2 separate regions of the Homo sapiens genome follow, and region 1 is linked to region 2. Evidence: read pairs that join two places in POLR2A ChIA-PET (ENCODE). Cell type or tissue: MCF 10A. All regions are shown on one strand. Each heading gives the region's core, and the rest is flanking DNA. Links, peaks and the distances in the headings are about the cores only. Region 1 has its middle 11 kb from the start of TMTC1. Region 2 overlaps TMTC1 (transmembrane O-mannosyltransferase targeting cadherins 1).

Region 1 (10,479 bases), core at 855-8,854, 53 kb before region 2:
ATTACAGGCATAAGCCACCCTTCCCGGCTGATTTTTGTATTTTTTATAGAGACAGGGTCTCACCATGTTCCCCAGCTGGTCTTAAACTACTGGACTCAAGCAATCCTTCTGCCTCTATATCAAATAGTCTTTTAAATAACATTAAATCACATTTCATACTATAATAAATAAAGCCATATTAAAATATGGAAAAATACTTTAATGAACTCTTTTTTCTAATGAACTATTACTGTGTTTTTCTGAACCCCTCTTTCATCATTAGCTGAGGCCAGTTTTCCATGGATGATATCATGCTGATATTTCTTTCCTATTCACTTCTCAAGAGTTATAACATTAGGTCTTTCTGCTTATTTTTTTTAAGACCAACTATCTGATTCCAAATTCCTCAGTGGGATGAAATCTCACTTTTAGGACTCTTATTTCTGGTGCAGACCTCCTTGTTTAGAACAATTTCCCCATCCGCCTCTGAGCTGTGTCTTGTTGCTTGCCAGAAGCCGCTGGGCATCTAAGATGTGTGAGCACTAGAGCCTCCTTGCACAGAGCTGGTGGGTCACTGAAGGCTGGCCTCACCACAGCCCCCAGAAGGTGAGTTTTGTCCTAGGGGTAAGTATTACAGTTCCCTCTGCTCTTGTTTATCTCCACAAACACCCAAATCTGCTTCTGTTCCAAGACTGTTTCATTCCAGACTGATTTTCTTTTGTATTTGAATGACCACCAGCATTTTCCCCCCTTGAACTCTGGCTGCTGATCCATTCTTTGTCTTAATTCCTCTATTCCTCTCTCTGCTGCAGTTCTCATCACTGACATAGCCAGGCCATTACTCTGTTTTTGCCAAGCCCTGTGGGGCAGAGCTGGCATTTTCTGAGCTAATTTCTTCTGAGATGTAATTGAGATACTGTAAAGCCTCCACAGAGTTCAGTTAAACTCCTCAAATGGAATCTGGGCAGACAGCTTGGTAAATTGAATTTTAGAAGAGCCAAGCTCATTTTGACATTAAAGAAACACTGTGATATGAAAAGGTAACAATTTAACAATAGTTAGCAAAACAAAAAAAAATTTCTATAAGGAATTGTTCTCTATTTACACCTGAAGAGTAAAGAGAAATGATCTTAAATTATAGCTATTCATTAGTGTTGGATAAAAGACAAACTTAGGAAAGAGAAACTTTAGAGTAAGAAATTGAGAACTGTCTTTAAGAAATTGAGAAGGTTTTAGAAGATTTGCAGTAGTTTTAGATGAGTCTATCTGGAGGAAGAGTACTGACCCGGGAGATGTCTTCCAAAAGGAAAACCAGTGTCAATGGTTCTAAATCAGAAGTCAGGATTATCATCACTCAGTAGAAGGAACAAAGTAGAAAGTAAACTCTATATCTAATGATAACCCTTACATCCTCCAGGGTGTGAATTTATTCCATTTCACCCAGAAATCTATAAAATTCTATAGATGTGTTACTTTATATTTTTGTAAGCTTGGAAGATAATTGTAATACACATTTTAATAGAAAAAGAGAAAAAATGAATTTTTTCTCTTGCCTCCAGGAAATTTGAAACATCCAACTTCTAGAAATCCTGTCTTCTATCCGTTTGTGAATACATACAAACATATATTCATTCCACCAGTGAACAAGTGTCTGATTTCTTACTGTGTGTAGACATTCTGGTCAGTTTGGGGGTAGACAGCAGAGTGTGGATCCTACTTTCGGTAGTGTAAGCACTGGGAAAGTGGTTTACAACAGTTGGCATTTATAAAGCAGAAAAATACTTGTGAGGTCATAGCTTTCCGACTGTAAGTCAGTTGTATTATTTCAAACTTTATATTTTCATTCTTTAAGGTGATTTGTATTCATTGTCTTTACTAAGTGTATTCATATTCTTTATTTCTACTGCCTTACATATTCCAGTGTAGGAAGAAAACATTAGAGAAAAGTATCACCTTTCCACTGTCTGTCTACTTAAAAACTTCATCATTGTTCTATTATGGGTTCGTTAAGAAGGAATTGGCTAGGAAAATGGAGTAGTTGCTAGTAATCGGCCCTTTTGGCTTAGTTGCCTCTCATTCTTTTTCAAAAACTTACGTGTGTGTGTGAAATGCCACACCTGTACGATGTGCATAAAACATAATTGTATAGCATGATGACAAATTCTACATTTTTTCCTTTTTCCAGACAATTCAATGATCTCAGAACACCTCAAGCCTACGTGTCTTCTTTTAATTTACATACTACTGTTGTCCTAAATCTTGCTCTTTTTCTAAAAATACTTCATCAAAAGATGATTTACATGCCATAAAATGCATCCTTTTAAAGTGTACAAGTCAATGGATTTTAGTGTTCTCATAGCATTGTGCAAATATCACCACAATCTAATTTTAAAACACTTCCATCACTCTGAAAAGAAATCCTTTGCTTTTTAACAGTCACCAGCCTCTCTCCTGCCTAGCCCCTGGGAACTGGTAATTTACTTTCTGTCACTACAGATTTGCAAGCAGGGAATTTCCCACTAGATTTAATCATATATTACCATATTTACCACTTACGTTGCATTCTATTACTTCCTCCATTGCTGTGCCTTTCATCACAAATCCTTTTCATTCTATTGGAAGACCACTTTTACAATTTCCTTTAGTACCGGTCTTCTGGTGATAAACTCTTTCCATTTTTTTTACTAAAAGTGTTTCTTTCACATTTGTTAAGATGGTCAAGATCCCTAGAAGCTGAGTTGCAATTGGTGGGAGTGGTGACCAACTTCTAATCCCTCTTCACTTCTAATGCCATTCTTCAGGGCCCCACTCCTATGTACAGGATGGATTACCAGGGTCCCCACACCCTGTGGGCCCTGCTCTCCTTGGAGACTCTCAGTGTTCTCTGCTTAGCCTCTCACTCCTCCCCAGCACAGAAGGGGCCCCAAATTCTGGGCTTGTCCTTTCTCTTTCCCTGGCCTGACACTTCTCTGTTCTTAATGATCTGATGTTATGAGGCAAATAGTGTTGTTGTTTAATCTGGTTTTCTATGGATCTTTAGAGGGAAGGTTAATTGGAATGACCTAGTCTCCCCATGACAGGGAGGAAAAGTCCCTCTCACTCGTTCTGTGCCCAGAACCTTCCTATTTTCTCCAGAGTTAGTACTACAAAGACAACATTTCACTATCACCTACCTTAGTGACTTACTACAAATGGAGCAAAAGAGATTTATCTTCAACCTTGCAACTTTAAAGGAAAAAAAAAAAACAGATTCCCTTGAAAATCCTAGAAAAAGGCTATCTTTGGAAAAATATGTCTTTATTACAGCTTCCTAGTTTTTTGCTAGTTCGTTTTCACCATACGCTCAGCTTCACAATTTTTTTTTAAATGTTAAGCAGATTGAAAAAGGGGATAAACATAAAATAGCTGGATAACTTTGCGAGTAACCGTGGGGAAGTATGAAAATTGTTTATGAAGTAATCATTAAACACTTAAGCCATGAGATGATGAAGATTAACGTTTTGGAAAGAAAAGTTATTAAAGTTTCTTTGAGAAGCAACTTGATCCTGGCAGCCAAATTAGAAACAACAGAGCAGCTGTGTGACTCATTGGCCAGAATTCCTTACGCATTCTCTGGCACCAGGAATTGAGAAGGTTTATAGTCTCAATCCTGCAACTGCAATGAGGCAATCGTGAGTAAAATAAACTGTGGTTGTCCAGAGTAAATGCAGGTTAGGCTGATAACCACATTCTCCTTCAAAGTAAATCAATAAATCAATCAGTAGTCAGGAATTGAAAAGCAGATATTTAATAGTCGCTTAGTAGTAGTTATTCCATGTTACTACAATGGCGAGAAATGGCAGTAGTGAGAAAATTGCTAAGGGAAAAAAGAGAGAAAAATCTTCATCATCACCATCACAATATTTTATCTTAGCTAACGTGTTGAGCACACCTTGCTATGGCACTCTTCAAAGCTCTTGACTTACCTCTTTTAATCTTCACAACTGCCCTCTGGGGTTTGTTCACAGTTTAGAAAACTGGAACCCAGTCTAGCAATGATTGGGAGTGAAAGGCCCAATTCTCTGTACATATCTTGACCAGAAACCATGTAAAGTAAAATAATTCATTCAGGAACTGGTGTGAATAGTTGGAGAATCAAAATTCTGCTAATGTTAGGAAACACAGATTCAATGAAATCTTCCTATCCATAAACAATTTATTTTCAATTTGGAGGCAAATATAACACACAAAACCCCTAATATTGGGTTTAGTGGTGATAAATTATAGCTAAAACTATATTAATTATCGGGGCCCTTATTTTTGCCTATATTTGTTTAAAATGGCTCTCAGGCATATTTTTCATGGATTTCTCACACTTTTAGGCATCAGTATTCATAGAAATACTCTAATATGGCCATATAAGCCTTGTATGGTAATTTTCAATTATCTGGTACTATATTTGCAGAATAGTAAAAATTCTTATAGAAACTTCCTTAAAAGAATCTCAAAGTACAAAAGATGTAATCTTCTTAGTCCTCCTTAAAAATTTATTGGTAATACATTTATTCAAATGGAAGTGATAAAATCTAAAGCTATGGAAACACTTTGTAAGTGCTAGACTTTCATTTATGTGGAAGATGCATTATTATGTTTTAGGACCCGTGCCTCCTTGCAGCCATCTTCCACTGGCTCAGGGACTGTAAAGGGGTTTCCACTCACAGGCCAACCTATTAACAGAGAGTGGCAGTCTGGGAGGCAGTGTTGAGAGCGGTTTTAAGGTTGCATCTGGAGTTAATGTGCAAAACTATCACAATTGGTTAGTCATGTTTTTTATGTGCACAGAGAGTAAGCGGGTTTATGGCATGTTGTATGGGTTTGCTATCACTGTCACTCCTGATAGCACCTTTTGGGAGCTGTTATCTGAATTTTGGGCCAAGTGTGAAGGGAACAGATTAACATTTGAATGTTTCCGTAAATACAAGTAGGTAGCAATGACAGCATTGTCAGGTAACTCCTTTTCTTAGAAGTAGGTGTAATGCTAATTGTCTGAAAAAAAAGTTGTCAGATGAATAAAATGGATTCCTAATCTCTTAAACTACATAATGGAGAAAGAATGAAATCACTGAGCAAATGTGAGATGAAAGAGACAGAGGATGTGAAAGAAACTGTGAAGCCAGAATCTGCTTCTACTTTGTCTTCTGTCTAACTGGAAAGACCACAATATTCAGCTCTTAGCCAAGATGTGCAAAAACTTAAAATTATTTAAAAACAACAATGGCTACAACAAAAACCTGGCTGCCTCATTTACAGTAACATGGCCAAAAAGAAAATCTAAAAGACATTTTAGAAGAATTTTTTTGTAAGGTACTGCGGAGCCTGAAAAGATTCATTCGTATTCCTTTACATTAACTCACACATGGAAAAATAGTCCAAGAAATAAGACTTAGCAGCACAGCTAGGAAAGATGGGAGATTGTAATTTCTCAAGGGAAATTATCTGTCTCTAGATATAATCTTTATTTCTTGGCAAAGAAAAACTAGCATGGTAGATTTCCCAACTTCTTTAATAACATAAGATGCAAGCCATGTCATTGACTTATGGCAAGTATTTTATTAGGTCCTGGGTGCCCTGAGCCCATTAATTTTGGCTGCCCCAAGGCCATTGTTTGCCAGGAGTATTTAAACTAGCTGGAGAGAATTATATGAATAGGATTGCCTGTCAAAACAGGCCTGGCTTCATGGGTGTGCAACTTTTGTAGTCATACAGAACCCTGTACTTAGATGAACTCAGTGTATAGAAGGACTTCACTTTTGGTTTGATGTGCCACTGTCACCATCCTGAAATTCTTAATAACTTTAGAACAAAGGGTCCTTCATTTTCATTTTACATTGGGCCCTACAATTTATGTAGCTAAACCTGCTAAGAATTGGGGTTGGGGCACAGTGGACCTCAACACCATCAGTGAGGTGGTGAATTCCTCAACAAAATCATTTTTGTAATTCAATACAATGCAAGTAAGTATGACCCATTAAATAGAACACATTAAAACAAAGTATTACTGTACAATATGGCAGAGAAAACACTTAATACTGATGACTGTAATAAATATTTTATATAGACTAACCAGAATTTTACATTTTCCTCATTATTTGTTCTCTTTTCTAAAACAGCCATCAGTATTGAGCTTCGTCATCTACAAACTAGCAATTACGTGTGAGTTCTTGATGTTAACTCCCCAGCAGTTCTCCTGCAGTGGCTCTAGGTTTTTGAGGGCTTGCTACTTACTTACATGTTTTTTGGTTTTATTTGTTTGCTCTTGGAGCCTTTTCTTGAAACTTTAAATAGAAGAAAAAAGAGAGCTTAACATAACATTTTTAAAGGTACCTATTGCTCTTCTTGTATTCTTCTTGAGGGGTGGCTGAGCGTGTGTAGCGTGCATGTGGTATGCATGTGGTAACATGTAGTATGCATGCTCATGAATGTTGCACACATGTTGCATGCATGCAGCATGCATGTTCTGGCAAGTCACGTGCATGATGTACAACCGTGGTATGCATATTGTCTGCATGCCTACTCATGAACACATACTGTATGCCTGTAGTATGCATGTTGTATGAATGTTGCACACACCTCACAGAAAGTGGCATGTACGTAGCATGTTGCATGCATGTTATGCGCAAGTAGTGTGCATGTTGAATGCATACTGAATGTGTGTAGCATGAATGCTGTATGCATGTAGCTTGCATGTAGAATAAATGTCCAATGCATGTGCCATGCATGTTGTAGTGTGTAGCATGCTTGTTGCAACTATAGTAAGCATGTAGCATACATGTAGACTGCATATTGTAGCATGCAATGCACATGTTGCAAGAATGTAGTACACATGTTGCACACATGATGCTTGCATAGTGTAGCATGTAGTGCACACGTTACAAGCATGTAGCTTACATGTGCCATGTAGTGCGCACATATCACGAATTCAGCAAACATGCTGTACACATGTCGCTACATGTATGTTGGGACATGCAGCACACATGTTTCAAAGTGCACATGTTGCAGTGTGTATTGTGCATGCTGCATGCATGTTTCACACATGTAGCTTGCATGTTGCAGTATGCAGCAAGCATGTTAAAAGCATGTAGGTTCCATGTGACATATAGTGCACATATTGCAATCATGTAGCTTGCCTGTTGTGGCATGCCACACCCATGTTCTCCTTGTGCAGCATGCAGGCCACACACATGCAGAAAACATGTTCTACACATGTGGCATGTGTGTCACATGCATGTAGCGTGCATGTTTTAGCAAGTAGTGTGCATGTTAAAAGCATGTAGTACACATGTGGCATGCAGCACACGTTACATCCATGCTACAAGAATGTATGCATGTAGCTTGCATGCTGTAGCATGTAGTGTGCAAGTTACAAAAATATAGCTTAGTTGTTGTGGCATGCAGTGTGCATTTATTATTAATGTGGCACATATGCCATGCGGATGTCGCAGCACATAATATGCATGCTGCACGCATGTTATACACATGTTACAGCGTGTAATGTCTGTGTTGCATGCATGCATGCTTCACACATGTTTCAACATGTGGCTTTCATGTAGTATGCAGTGCACATGTTACAAGCATATAGGTTGTATGTTGTGGCATGTTGCAGGCATGTGGCTCGCATGTTGTGGCATGTTGCGAGCATGCAGCTTGCATGTGGCGTGAAGTACACATGTACTACATGTGTAGCATGTAAGCTCAATGCATGTACAATACAGGCCCTACACATGTGGCAACGTGTGCCATGCATGTAGCTTACATGCTGCATCATGCAGTAAGCATGTTATAAGGCTGTAGTGTGCATGCTGCACGCATGTAGGTTGCATGTTGTAGCATGTACTGCACATTTCACAAAATCCAGTGGGCATGTTCTATGTGTGTAGCATGCATGCTCCAAAGAATGTAGAATGCATGTTCTAAGCATGCAGCAGGCATGTAGCTTGCATGTTGTAGCATGCAGCAAGCGTGTAGAATAGAGCTCTATGTTGTGCATATGTGACTTACATGTTGTGGCATGTGGTTTGCATGCTCTACACAGGCCACGACTTGTACCATACCCATTGTGCCCTACTTGCATCATGTAGTGTGCATGCTGCATGCATGCTTCACGCGTGTTGCAGCATGTTCTATGTGTGCTGTGAAAATGCGCACATGCTGCTCGCATGATGTATGCATGTAGCATGAATGTTTAACACATGCTGTACACACGTATGCATGTTCTATGCATCAGGATTGTATGCTGTACACATGTTCGCATGTTTTGCACATGTGGCTTGCTTGTATGCATGTGGCTTGCATGTTGTGCACATGTAGCATGCCAGTTCTATGCATGTAGTGTGTTGTACGCACGTTTTGCACCAGCAGGGATGTTGTGTGCATATTGTATCATGTAGTTTTCATGTTGCACACATGGGCATATATGCTTTACGCATGCAGTGGGCATACTGTTATGTTGTAAGCATGTACGTGTGTGGTATGCAGGCTGTGCACGTGTTGTTCACATGTAGCATGTTGTACATGTGTTCTGTGCATGTAGCAAATGTACACACGTTCTGTGCATGTATCATGCATGTTCTAAGCATGAGGTATGGGTGTTATGCCCATGTTATATGCATGCAGTATGCATTTTGCACGCATATTGTAGCATGTTTTTCACATGTAGGACTTATGTTTGACACATTTTGCATGCATGTACTATGGATGCTATATGCATGCAGCATTCATATAGTTGCATGCATGATGTATGCTGGTAACACACATGTATCGTGTGTAGTATACATGTAGCCTGCATGCAATATTCATGCATACAAGTTGTGCGCATGTTGTGTGCATGTTGAATATGTTGTGCGCATGTAGCATGAATGTTGCACATATGTTGTACACGTGTAGCATGCATGTTGTGCACATGTGGCATGCATGCATTAGGCATGTTGTGCGCATGTTTTGCATGTTGTGTTCATGTAGTATGCATGCTCTCTGTACGCATGTTGTGTGCATGCATTATTTATGTTATGCACATGTAGTTGCATGTTGTATGCATGCAGCAATCATGCTTTACGCATATAGCATGTATGTTGTGTGCATGCTGCACACTTGTACGGATGTAGTGTGAATGTGGTGCTCATGTAGCATGTATGTTGAAAGCATGTGCACATGTAGCATGCATGTAGCATGAATGCATGATGTATACACGTAGTGTGCATGTTTCATGTAGTATGCATGCAGCATGCATATATTTTGGGCGCATGTTGTGTGCATGTTGAATATATGTTTACACATGCATCCTGAATGTTTTACGAATGTAGACATGTAGTATGGATGTTGTTCCCATGTGCTATGCATGCATTAAGCATGTAGCATGCATGCTGTGTGCATGTAGCATGCATGTTGTACACGTGTTGTACACATGTCTGCATGCAGCATGCCTGTTTTGCGCATGTATGCATGTAGTGTGAATGTATATATGTAGCATGCATGTTGAGCACATGTTGTATGCATGTAGTATGGAATTTCTGCACATATAGCCTACGTGCATTATATATGATTGATGTATACATGTAGTGTGCATGTAACGTGTGTGGTATACATGTAGCATGTATGCGGTATGCATGCATACATGTTGTGCACATGTTGTATGCTTGTTGTATATATGTGCCATGTTGATTTGCTGCACTCATCAACTCATCACCTCGGTTTTAAGCAACACATGCATTAGGTATTTGTCCTAAAGCTATCTCTTCCCTTGCCCCCACCCCCTGACAGGCCCTGGTGTGTTATGTTCCCCTCCCTGTGTCCATGTGTTCTCATTGTTCAACTCCCACTTATGAGTGAGAACATGCGGTGTTTGGCTTTCTGTTCCTGTGTTAGTTTGCTGACATTGATGGTTTCCAGCTTCATCCATGTCCCTGAAAAAGACATGAACTCATTCTTTTTTATGACTGCATAGCATTCCATGGTGTATATGTGCCACATTTTCTATATCCAGTCTAACATTGATGAGCATTTGGGTTGGTTCCAAGTCTTTGTAAATAGTGCTACAATAAACATATTTATTTATTTATTGAGATGGAGTCTTGCTCTGTCACCCAGTCTGGATTGCAGTGGTGTGATCTCGGCTCACTGCAATCTCCACCTCCCAGGTTCAAGTAATTCTCCTGCCTTAGCCTTCTGAGTTGCAGCTGGGATTACAGGCATCCACCACCACTCCTGGCTAATTTTTCTATTTTTAGTACAGACAGGGTTTCTCCATGTTGGCCAGGCTGGTCTTGAACTCCTGACCATAGTGTTGGGATTATAGGCATGAGCCACCGCGCCCAGCTGGCAAAACCGATTTAATTACATATACGTGCATGAAAGTTCCCAAAGAATCGTTACTCAAGGAGGCAGTTAGAATTGAGGGCGTATATATCATCTTAGGCTAGACAAAGGAAAAGGGATTCACTTCTGGAGCATAGGGAGAATGTGAGG
Region 2 (10,479 bases), core at 1,257-9,256:
ACCATGGCCACTCAGCACATGGAAGCCAGCAGCGTCATTATTATTAGTTTAGTATTCTGAATATTATTTTCCCCGTATGGGTTTCTGAACACCAGGATGCATTATGAAAATGCTGAACCTGCAATATGCAGGCAAGGAATGAGTTTGTGTGCGATTTTTTTGTTGTTGTTCAACTTCAAAACTATTAGGACATAGTCATATGGGATGCATTGGTGTGAGGTTGACAAGAATTGGGCCAAATGTTATCAGGCAAAATATTGTTTTCAGAAGTTATCTAATACAGGGAAAAATCTAAGCCCAGGAAAAAATCCTACTGCAGGTCATTTATTTAGTTTGCCTATTTTTATGTGACTTACTGATTGACTTATGGGTAGAAAGTATAATGAAAAGCCTAGAGTTGAGAGTACCTACTCTAGAATCAGATTACATTTTAGTTGATGCTTCTTTTACTGAATTATTCCATGGGAAATGAGAAATGTTTTGTGTGTAAACATCCCCCAACATCTTAAATACATCAAATTCAGGCACACAGGGAAACACTTTCCCTTTCACATTACAAAGCCCAGTGAATTCTAAATGAAATCTTATCTTCATTCCATATATATATCAAGTATATACACACCTATATATGTATACTCATTCTTCATATATACTTGATTGGTTTCATATTTAAATGACAATGACCACAATAGGCATTGAAGACAGTTCTTGGCTCAATAAATTCTTGGACATTTCCTCTTTCCTCTGCTACCCTTCAGGGTATATTATGGATCATTCATTCATTGAATACTGTTTACTGAGCACCTACTATGTGTCAGGCACTATTTTTGGTGCTGGAAATATGGCAGTGAAAGAAACAAAGTCCTATCCTTATAAAACTTTATGGGATGATGATCATGATATTTCTACATAAAACGAACTCCTTTTCTACTTCTGTGGGCGAGATAATGGTTAGATTTTCATTTCAGTGGCTCTTAAAAGTTTTTTCCTGTAAATACCTTGCACATAGGTGTACAAATAAAAAAACTAAAACAAGTTTAGGACTAGAGAACAGTTTGGCACTAAAGTGAATTATAAGGTAATTAAATTCAAGAGACATAGGGAGGCATATAAATATTTTGACCTTCAATGATAAAATGGGTAGCTGATCTTTTAAGTGTCATTTTTATGTTTTATTGCTGTAGACCTTTCATCGTACTCTTTTTCCCCAAAGTAAGAAATGCTGTGCAAATTAAACTCCTGAGGTAGGCTTTTGAACTTTTATGTCACACGTTATGATTCTATGAGTAGGGAAAATGTGTTCCAGATTATTAACAGCCTCGTACCATCTTTGAGAGAAACCTAGTGAGCTAGTGATATGAGATTTGCAGGTGACAGAACAAATCTATGTTGAAAGCCTGTATTATTGATGAATAATAACTGGGTTCTCTTTCTCCCCTTTATACATCATATTCATTGATTGATCTCAGATGAGCCATTTTCAGTCTCATTCAGCTGCTGCTTTCAAAAATGAAATGACTGAATAAGAGGTGTGGAGTTAACTAATGGGTCCACACAGAAAATACATGTAACAGTTAAAAGTGAAGTTTCTAGGTTCATATTTTTTTAATAAATCCCACATCCCTCATTTTAAAATCTCTTAAAATATAAACCTCAGTGATGCACGTTAGAAACACAAACCACCTCGTGGAAGCAGATATGAACCAATATCTTACTTTAAAGGGTTGTTGCAAATTTTTAATTGCTGCTAATAGCTTTTTCCTTGCTTCCCTTGCTTTGTGTATAAATAAGCTGGTCCACATTTCACTATGGAATTCTCTCTTCAATGGCATGCATAGTTAAGTCTTTAGATGTAGTTTTTAGGTGACCGTATTCAGATCACTGTGAGTTATTTCCAGGAGGTAGGAGCATGATAGTGGTAGACCCAAGAAAGCAATAACTTTTAGGCTGAACTATATAATGACACTGACCAAACTAACCAGTATAATTAAAGTTACGTATTGTTAAACAACTTTATAACTGTTTATACTCAGGGTCCTGTCGTTCAGACACAGTACCCAAATTATATCTTTCCTAATCTTTATCCATATGCATTGCTGAGCTTTTTCCCTTCTTCAGCTTCTTTCTTTTTTTTTTTTTTTTTTTTTGATTGAGTCTCGCTCTGTTGCTCAGGCTGGAGTACAGTGATGTTATCTCGACTCACTGCAACCTCTGCCTTCTGGGTTCAAGTGATTCTCCTGCCTCAGCCTCCCGAGTAGCTGGGATTACAGGTGTGCCACCATGCCTGGCTAATTTTTGTATTTTTAGTAGAGACAGGGTTTCACCATGTTGGCCGGGTTGGTCTTGAACTCTTGACCTTGGGTGATCTGCCCGCCTTGGCCTCCCAAAGTGCTGGAATTAAAGTCGTGAGCCACTGCTCCTGGCCTAGTTTCTTTTTAATGTAGTGAATTGACCATCGTTTTTGCTAAGACCCTGTGCCCTTTGGTGTTCTGGGACTACAGGCACACTTGGTGAATGTTAGGGCACTGCAGAAGGGAGGTGGTTGATTACTGCAGGCAAATGACCTCCTATAGAGAAGGAAACAGTTTATTGAAAAGGGTAAATGAATGGCGGTGTTTTGCTATAGGTGTGACAGAAATGGCAGGAAATGTGTTTTAAAAAATAAAAAAAATTAAAGTTGGGCACTGTGGCTCATGCCTGTAACTCCAGCACTTTGGGAGGCTGAGGTGGGAGGATCGCTTAAGTCCAAGAGTTTGTGGCTGTAGTGAGCCATGATCACACCACTGCACTCCAGCCTGGATGACAAAGCAGGACTCTGCCTCTAAAAAGAAAAAAAAAAGTTAAGTACAAAACTTATTTTCAAAAATAAACTTTGTCAGTTAGTGTTAAAAGGCTTTTTAATTATGAACTGTGTTTATTGGAATAGTGTCATTACTGTGCCTTTAATGTTCTTTGGTGGGTTACTTACTCAAGCTGGTTTCCCAGGTCTCATTAAAGTAGCTTTTTTTCAAATATAGAACTTGCCAGAAAAGTGTTTTCTTTGATGGCTAGAGAATTTGAAGAAAGATTTTTGATTTTTCTGTTACTGTTTCTTAACCATTAATTGAGAAGGATCTTATCCCTTTTTAACCAGACCCAGAGTATGTGGTAAAGCAGGAAGTACCTTTATGAGTTCATCTGAAAGCTTCTTGGAACTCCACATTGGTTCCTGAACTGAGCTCAGCACTAAAGTGGATCATTTCAACAACGTGCTTATTGGCTTCATTCAAAAGTTAGCACTAAAAGCTTCTTCTAAATAAATCACATGCTAAGGAGGCAAAAATTCCTTTTAATTTATGGGTAGCAGTTGATAGTTTCTTTTATTTTATTATACTTTAAGTTTTAGGGTACATGTGTACAATGTGCAGGTTTGTTACATGTGTATACATGTGCCATGTTGGTGTGCTGCACCCATTAACTCATCATTTAGCAGTTGATAGTTTCTAACTGCTGACAGTCCCTGGTTCATTCTGCTTCATCTTGATTGGGTATCGGTTCTTGGCAATATTTGATCCCCTGTGAATTTCAGTCAGTAGATGATAAGCTCTTTCCTTTCTCAGTGTAGAGTAATCAAGCTTAGGCATCTGCCTTCCAACTGGATGCACAGGGACATATGTTGAAAGAGAACGCTGTCAGAACATAGGCATTTCTGGTTGGCATGCAATTCCATCACTGTCACAACAGGCTGTTGAAAGAGGATCTCGGGTCTCATGACTTTCTATCAGCTCAGCAGACACCATATGGAATACTCAACCCCTGGCCTGTGTGGGTAAGAGAGTGGCAGCTGACTCCAAGGCCACAAAACAGCTCTCTTCTTTTGCAGAACACAGCTAGTGCTCTTACCGTGCTGCAGGGAGTTAGCTGCTGATATCTTTGCCCTTTTAGTTCATGCTACTATCAACCAGTTTAATTTTTTTCTCTTTCTCTTTTTTAATGTAACCTACTGATAGATTGTGGAGGGATTGTAATAAAAGCTGTATCAGTTCATCTTAACATTGTAAACACTCAGGGGATATATAAATAATTTTTTCATGAGAACATTATTCTATGCTAGGTAATATATCATTGTGATTTCAGATAATTTGGTGGGCTTTCCAGGTTGTTGCTTGGAAAATTGTCTGGCACATGTTTTGATCTGGTACTATGTATTGTAGACTCAATATGACAGAACCTTAAAAATATACATGCTTAAATGAAATTTTTTTTTTTCAAAAATTGAAGAGGTTTGGAAGGACATTTATCCTCAGAAGAAAACCAGAATTTTAGAAGTGGAAATGATTTGAAAATTCTCTTAAAATTCAGAAGCAAGCATGATGATTGTGATTTTCATCATGATCAACATTATGAGTACCACTGTAGCACTTCCCAATGGCCAGGAACCATGCCTCAAATTTTACAGGTGGCTTACAATTTTGATTCTTGCGAAACGTATGAGGTTGGCAGTGTACATTACCAGTAAAGAACATGGACTCCTGCCAGAGTGCCTGGGCTCCAATTCTGCCCCCACTGCCTACCAGGCATATGATCTTTTACAGATTGCTTACACGCTCTGTGTCTCAGTTTCCTTGTGTGTACCACGGCAGAAGTAATACTAATACCTATCCCATGAGATTATTGTGAAAAACAAATGAGGTAGTACATGAAACAGCTTATGATAGCTCTTAATTGTGGGTTTTCATAAATGGTAGTGCTAGGATTTAACTCCCCTCTCCCATGTTTATTTTATGCGAAAGCCAATGTGGAAGAATTACTGTTTAGAAAGCTTTTCTTTTTACACCATTCACCTTTTCTTTGCTGTGTTAATGAAGGAAAGTTGTATAGTCTTTGTTTGACTTTATGGTATGTGGTTACCTCATTTTATGAGCTTACACTATTTTAGAGGGAAATAGATGATAAGAGAAAAACATTCATGTAGCAATGATGGCCAGTCCATCAAAGTTTAAGAGGATAATAGAATCCTTATGATAACACTTAATTCTTAACTGATGAATGCCATCCTTGTTATGTCTCAAAAGGCATATTTAGAGTTATTCTTAGTTTCTGAGACTAACAGCTGACCTTTTTTAAATTAAAAATTTTTGATGTATTTTGAATATCATCACTTTAATAAACAAATAATTAGGTTGAAAAGCAAATAATAAAGACTTAATTTACTAGCTTTTTAGATAGATGACCTTATAGTCATATGGTAGGATGTGTTTCATTTTGTAGATTTGTGAATTTTTGATACTATTTATATTATTCAAACCATGATGTTTATAACTTTATATATAAGCTTGGAAATGCATATTGACTTTGACGTCACCCTAAGCTACAGTCTTCATGAGCGACCTGTCATTAAAGATTTGCCCTTAGTGATTTAACCTATATAAGTCTTGGTAAAGTGTTTAAAATAAACATAAGTATAGACTTTTAAGAGCTGAAGGCAATTAATATATATAATTTGGAAAAATAAATAAATAATACAATCAAACCCAAACAGCCAGCCAGAGTTGGATGGAAGGAATAATGTTTGTGTCTTTTGTTAAGAGCTAGACATGCTCTAGGTAACTAATCAAAAACCAATATATTTCAGTGTTTGAGTGCTAGAGCTTCTGGTTCCTGACAGTAAAGTCTTTATCAGAGATTTTTTTTTTCATAGTTTTCATTTGGCTTCCTTAAGTAATTTTTCCTTGTGACTATGAAAGGAGTGTGATTTTGTGAAAGGAATGATGATTCACACTGCAATTATGATGGAAAAAAGCTTTGATTTTAAAAAGTGGTCTCTTTCATTATAAAACTTCAGTTTGGCTTGTCATGCAGTCAGGGAGAGGTTGTGCATTTATCCCCAATGTAATTTGTTTCTTCTTTATAACTGCCAAGGTTATAAAGGTAAACCATTCAGATAAGTCGAAATTGGGTGCCGATCTCCAGACTTTTCTAAGCAGGAAATGTAGACGTAATCATGGTTGATGACTAAGAGAACAGAATGTCTTGAGCATTAAAACGCTTTTCATTCTCCCTCATTATTGTTTTTGAAAAACCTGAACAATGGAAAGTCACTGATTAGTTTTGGGGTGTATGTGTTTTCTTTTTTAGAGAATAGCTATTTCTCAGGTTGCGCAAGAGACAAAGAAATGAGAGATAGCACAGGGTAGTGCAAGAAGCCTGGCTAGTGGGTGTTACTTGGATTCTGATTTGCGATGTCCCTTGGGCCAATTACTTTAGTTCCCTAGATCTTGGTTTTTCTTATCCATGAAGTGACACAAGGGAGACAAGCTGGTTGGCCTCACGTCATTTGATACTCTCTGGAAAGTCTGTTATCTTCAAACTCTTAAGAACTGTACTGCCAATTTTCCTCTTTTTACATGACCATACTCCATTGGCCTGTGTAGTTAGAAACTGTGTGAGAGTTAGAGGTTGATCCTAAAATGAGATACCATAATGAGAGACTCTTGTGACTACACAGACTTTGGAGGAAATTTTGCTAGTGTTCATTGTCATTTTTCTCTTTTCCTTTTCCATTGTTAATTTTTGCCTACTTAAGTCTTTGGAACTTAGCTCAAATGCAATGATGGAAAATGTCAATATTTAAAAAAGATTAAGTTTTGTGTTTTATGTATTTTGTCTTCAATAATCATAATGTAGTAAAGTTGCACATTGGCAAACTGATTTTTAAAAGGTATTTAATAAACATTTATTAAAAACTTACTCTATATACAAATGTCTTAGGGATCATTTGCTTGCGAGAGCAAAACTTTTAAAAGTTTGTTTAAACAATTTGCAGTATTTCTTAGAAAAATACACTAGACTCTAACAACACTTGAGGACATGTGTTGAACACGGTTTCTGGACACAGGAACTGGCAAGGTCAAAACATTTATATTTTTGCCTCTCTGGGGCTTCATAGTATCTCTGTCGCTTTTAAAAAAATTAATATTGTTTTCCTTTTTCCTTCTTTGTAAAGACTGACTTGGGCCGGGCATAGTGGCTCATGCATACAATCCTAGCACCATGGAAGGCCGAGGTAAGATCACTTGAGCCTAGGAGTTCAAGGCCTGGCAACATAGAGAGACCCTGTGTTAGTCAGGGTTCTCTTAGAGGGAAAGAACTAATAGGAGATTATATATATGTATCTATATATCTATATCTAAAGGGGAGTTTATTAAGTATTAACTTACATGATCACAAGGTCCCACAATAGGCTGTCTGCAAGCTGAGGAGCAAGGAGTGCCAGTTGGAGTCCCCAGACTGAAGAGCTTGGAGTCTGATGTTCGAGGGCAGGAAGCATCCAGCATGGGAGAAAGATGTAGGCTGAGAGGCTAGGCTTGTCTCTCTTTTTCATGCTTTTCTGCCTGCTTTATATTCACTGGAAACTGATTAGATTGTGCCCACCAGATTAAGGGTGGATCTGCCTTCCCCAGCCCACTGACTCAAATGTTAATCTCTTTTGGCACCACCCACACAGACTCACCCAGGATTAATACTTTGTATCTTTCAATCCAATCAAGTTGACACTCAGTATTAACCATCACAGACCCCATCTCCTCAAAATTTTTTTTAAAAATGAGCTAGGCATGGTGGTGCACACCTGTGGTTTCAGCTACCTGGGAGGCTGGGGCAGGATCACTTGGGCCCAGGAATTCCTGCCTAGAGTAAACTATGATGACACCACTGCACTTCAGCCTGGGCCACAGTGTGAGACCTCATCCCTTTAAAATAAATAGAGAAAGAAAGATGGGGGCTGGGAGCAGTGGCTCACTCCTGTAATCCCAGCACTTCGGGAGGCTGAGGTGGGCGGATCATGAGGTCAAGAGTTCGAGACCTCTTGGCCAACGTGGTGAAACTCTGTCTCTACTAAGAATGCAAAAATTAGCTGGGTATGGTGGTGCATGCCTGTAACCGCAGCTATTCGGTAGGCTGAGGCATGAGAATCTCTTGAACCTGAGAGGCGGAGGTTGCAATGAGCTGGGAGCATGCCACTGCACTCCAGCCTGGGCAACAGAGCAAGACCCCATCTCGGAAAAAAAAACAAAAAAGATTGACTTTTTAAAATTTGACGAGTGCAGGACCACTTCAGTGCCAGTTTCATACAGCCTCTCTGTTCAGTTCTCTGCAAGAAATAGACAGAATTCCTGTGCCCTGACTCAAAATTTTCAAAAAAGAGACTTGTTGGCCCAGCATGGATTAGCTTACATCTTGGTGGGGAAGTCATACAAATAAAAAGATAATTTCACTGAGGATGGCAAGTGCAATGCTTGAAGTATGTACACAGAATTATGAGATCACAGGAGAGGTGACCTTAGCCAGCTTGGGAAGTTTGGCTCAAGCTGAGTCTTAACAGATGAGACAATGATAGTATCTCCAGGCAGAAAGCATAGCTTGGGCAGAGACACAGAGGTGTGCAACTGCAGAATGCCTCTCTCTCTCTGTGTATGTGTGTGTGTGTGTGTACATGAATGCGTGCAACTATGAGCAAGCAGCTCAGGGCATGAGCAGTGGGAGATGAGGTTGGGAAGGGTAGGCAGGAGTCCTGTCATGAAGGAACTTGGGAGTGAAGTCAGAGGACTTTGACCCCTGGAGATGAAGGTTTACAGGGCAGTGGCAAGCTCATCTGAATTAGATTCCTATGTAGGAAAGTCTGATCACGAGGCCTGATGCAACATATGATTTAAGTGTGAAGATAAGAAAATTCAAAGCATTTGATATTGTTATATTTTTGAGAATGATAAAATGATATTTCTGAGATTTTTATCATAATTGAATCCCGCATATTTGTGAAAGCTCAGTATTTTGTTTGTTGAGGTTGTCTCATATAAAAATTTCTTTACCCATTTTTATAGTTTTGTAGAGTGTTCACATTTAAGAAAAGGTAACAGGAGCCTTGAGTGCATTTGTTTTCTTAGCCCATGATAGAGGGAAACTGTGTCATGTATCCATACATGTTAATTGGCTTGAGCCTTCTCAATTGATGATTGTCTTCTAAAGAACAGAAAATAATGGAAACTTCACAGGGTTGACAATCCATTTCTATTATTCATTCAGTTTGCTGAGTTTATCATTTTGATTTCCGGTTTCTGACTAAAATCATCATTTTTTTCTTATGTGTGTTGTGTCCAAGCAGCTGTTGTATTTTGTACTAGAGCAGATAATTGCTTTTCTTCTTGGCAAAGAAAATGAGCAGATGTGAAGTAAATATCTTTTTCTGGCTTGATCAATTGGAAGCTCTGCAGCCTAATATTGACTGCATTTTCCTAAGTGATGTAGCAAGTGCAGCTCAATGTGAGACTATAGCTGTTAACTGCCAGGCATTCACTTTGGCCAGACTCTTAGTTTTAGAGCTTCAATAGTGAGAAACAAAGTTCGGTATTCACGTAAGGAAAATAGTATGTTGACTAGAAGGGCCCTGTTGATGGAATTTTTCCCAAAAAATGATTTTAGAATTTCCTTCCTTGTTTACATTTAACAATAAGGAAGCTGTGGCGTGCTCAGGGATTAGGTACATGGATTCTGGAGTCACATAAAATGGGTTTAAGTCCAAGATTTTTCATTTAGTAGCAGTAAAAAGTTGAATTAACTGATTTCCAGGTCTATAAAATAAGAATAATTAGTAATAATTATTGTAAATGATGTGACATATGTGAAGACTCTAGCATGGGGCCCAGTACAACACAAGCACCCAATTGGCACTTACTGTTGTACCCTAATCTGAAGATAGTCAGTCTTCTACAGTTGGAGAAGAAAGGGAGTGGATAATAAGTTGCCTGTTCAGTAAATCTGTGGTGCTACTTTTCAGTGTCTTGCAAGATTGGCTTCATTATTCATGATCTCTTTCCCATTGGAAAGGAAAAGGGAGTCCCTGTGGAATGCCTATTGTAAGCCAGGAGGTAAACAGCGTGCAGCTCATTAACTGTCACCACGCCCTTGGGAAGTAGGTCTTCCTACATGTGGAAAGCAAGGCTCCGGGAGCTCATATCATTCGCTCAGCAGGACACAGCTGGAGAGTGGAAGACCCAGGATGTGAACCCACATCCATCTGATTCCACCATCTAGGCTGCCCCAGGCTGTAGAGGTCAAGCCCTTATGGTGTTTTCTGGAGACATTTAGGAGCAACTTCTAGAAAGAACTGTTGAGAAAGGCAGAAGTCTCCTGGGAGCAGGAATCTGTTTCCCCTTTTCCCTGAGTGGCTTCCCCCCTCCCGCCGCCCTTTTTTTATTTTTATTTTTTATTTTTTTGACGGAGTTTCACTCTTGTTGCCCAGGCTGGAGTGCAATGGCGCGATCTGGGCTCACCGCAACCCCCGCCTCCCAGGTTCAAGTGATTCTCCTCAGCCTACCAAGTAGCTGGGATTACAGGCATGCGCCACCAGGCCCAGCTAATTTCGTATTTTTAGTAGAGACGGGGTTTCTCCACGTTGGTCAGGCTGGTCTTGAATTCCGGACCTCAAGTGATCCGCCCGCC

The links. ChIA-PET counts read pairs that join two places held together with the same protein. Peaks named below come from ENCODE experiments on the same cell type or tissue, not always from the same donor. Only the 100,000 strongest peaks of a DNase experiment are listed, where the experiment ranks them.
Region 1: POLR2A ChIA-PET joins it to region 2 with 11 read pairs; 3 of 35 experiments call an interaction of 5 or more read pairs at or near these places.

The regions. Positions count from the first base shown.
Region 1 is chr12:29,790,153-29,800,631 of GRCh38, reverse strand. No RefSeq gene overlaps it. Among named protein-coding and RNA genes, the nearest start is that of TMTC1, 11 kb to the right of the region's middle. RefSeq lists an enhancer at 4,685-5,186. In MCF 10A, for the core only: no CTCF peak of the experiment used is centred there; a DNase peak (open chromatin) is centred at 3,601.
Region 2 is chr12:29,737,287-29,747,765 of GRCh38, reverse strand. The region is part of intron 5 of TMTC1 (transmembrane O-mannosyltransferase targeting cadherins 1); the gene reads left to right. Among named protein-coding and RNA genes, the nearest start is that of TMTC1, 41 kb to the left of the region's middle. In MCF 10A, for the core only: no CTCF peak of the experiment used is centred there; DNase peaks (open chromatin) are centred at 3,715, 4,485 and 6,075.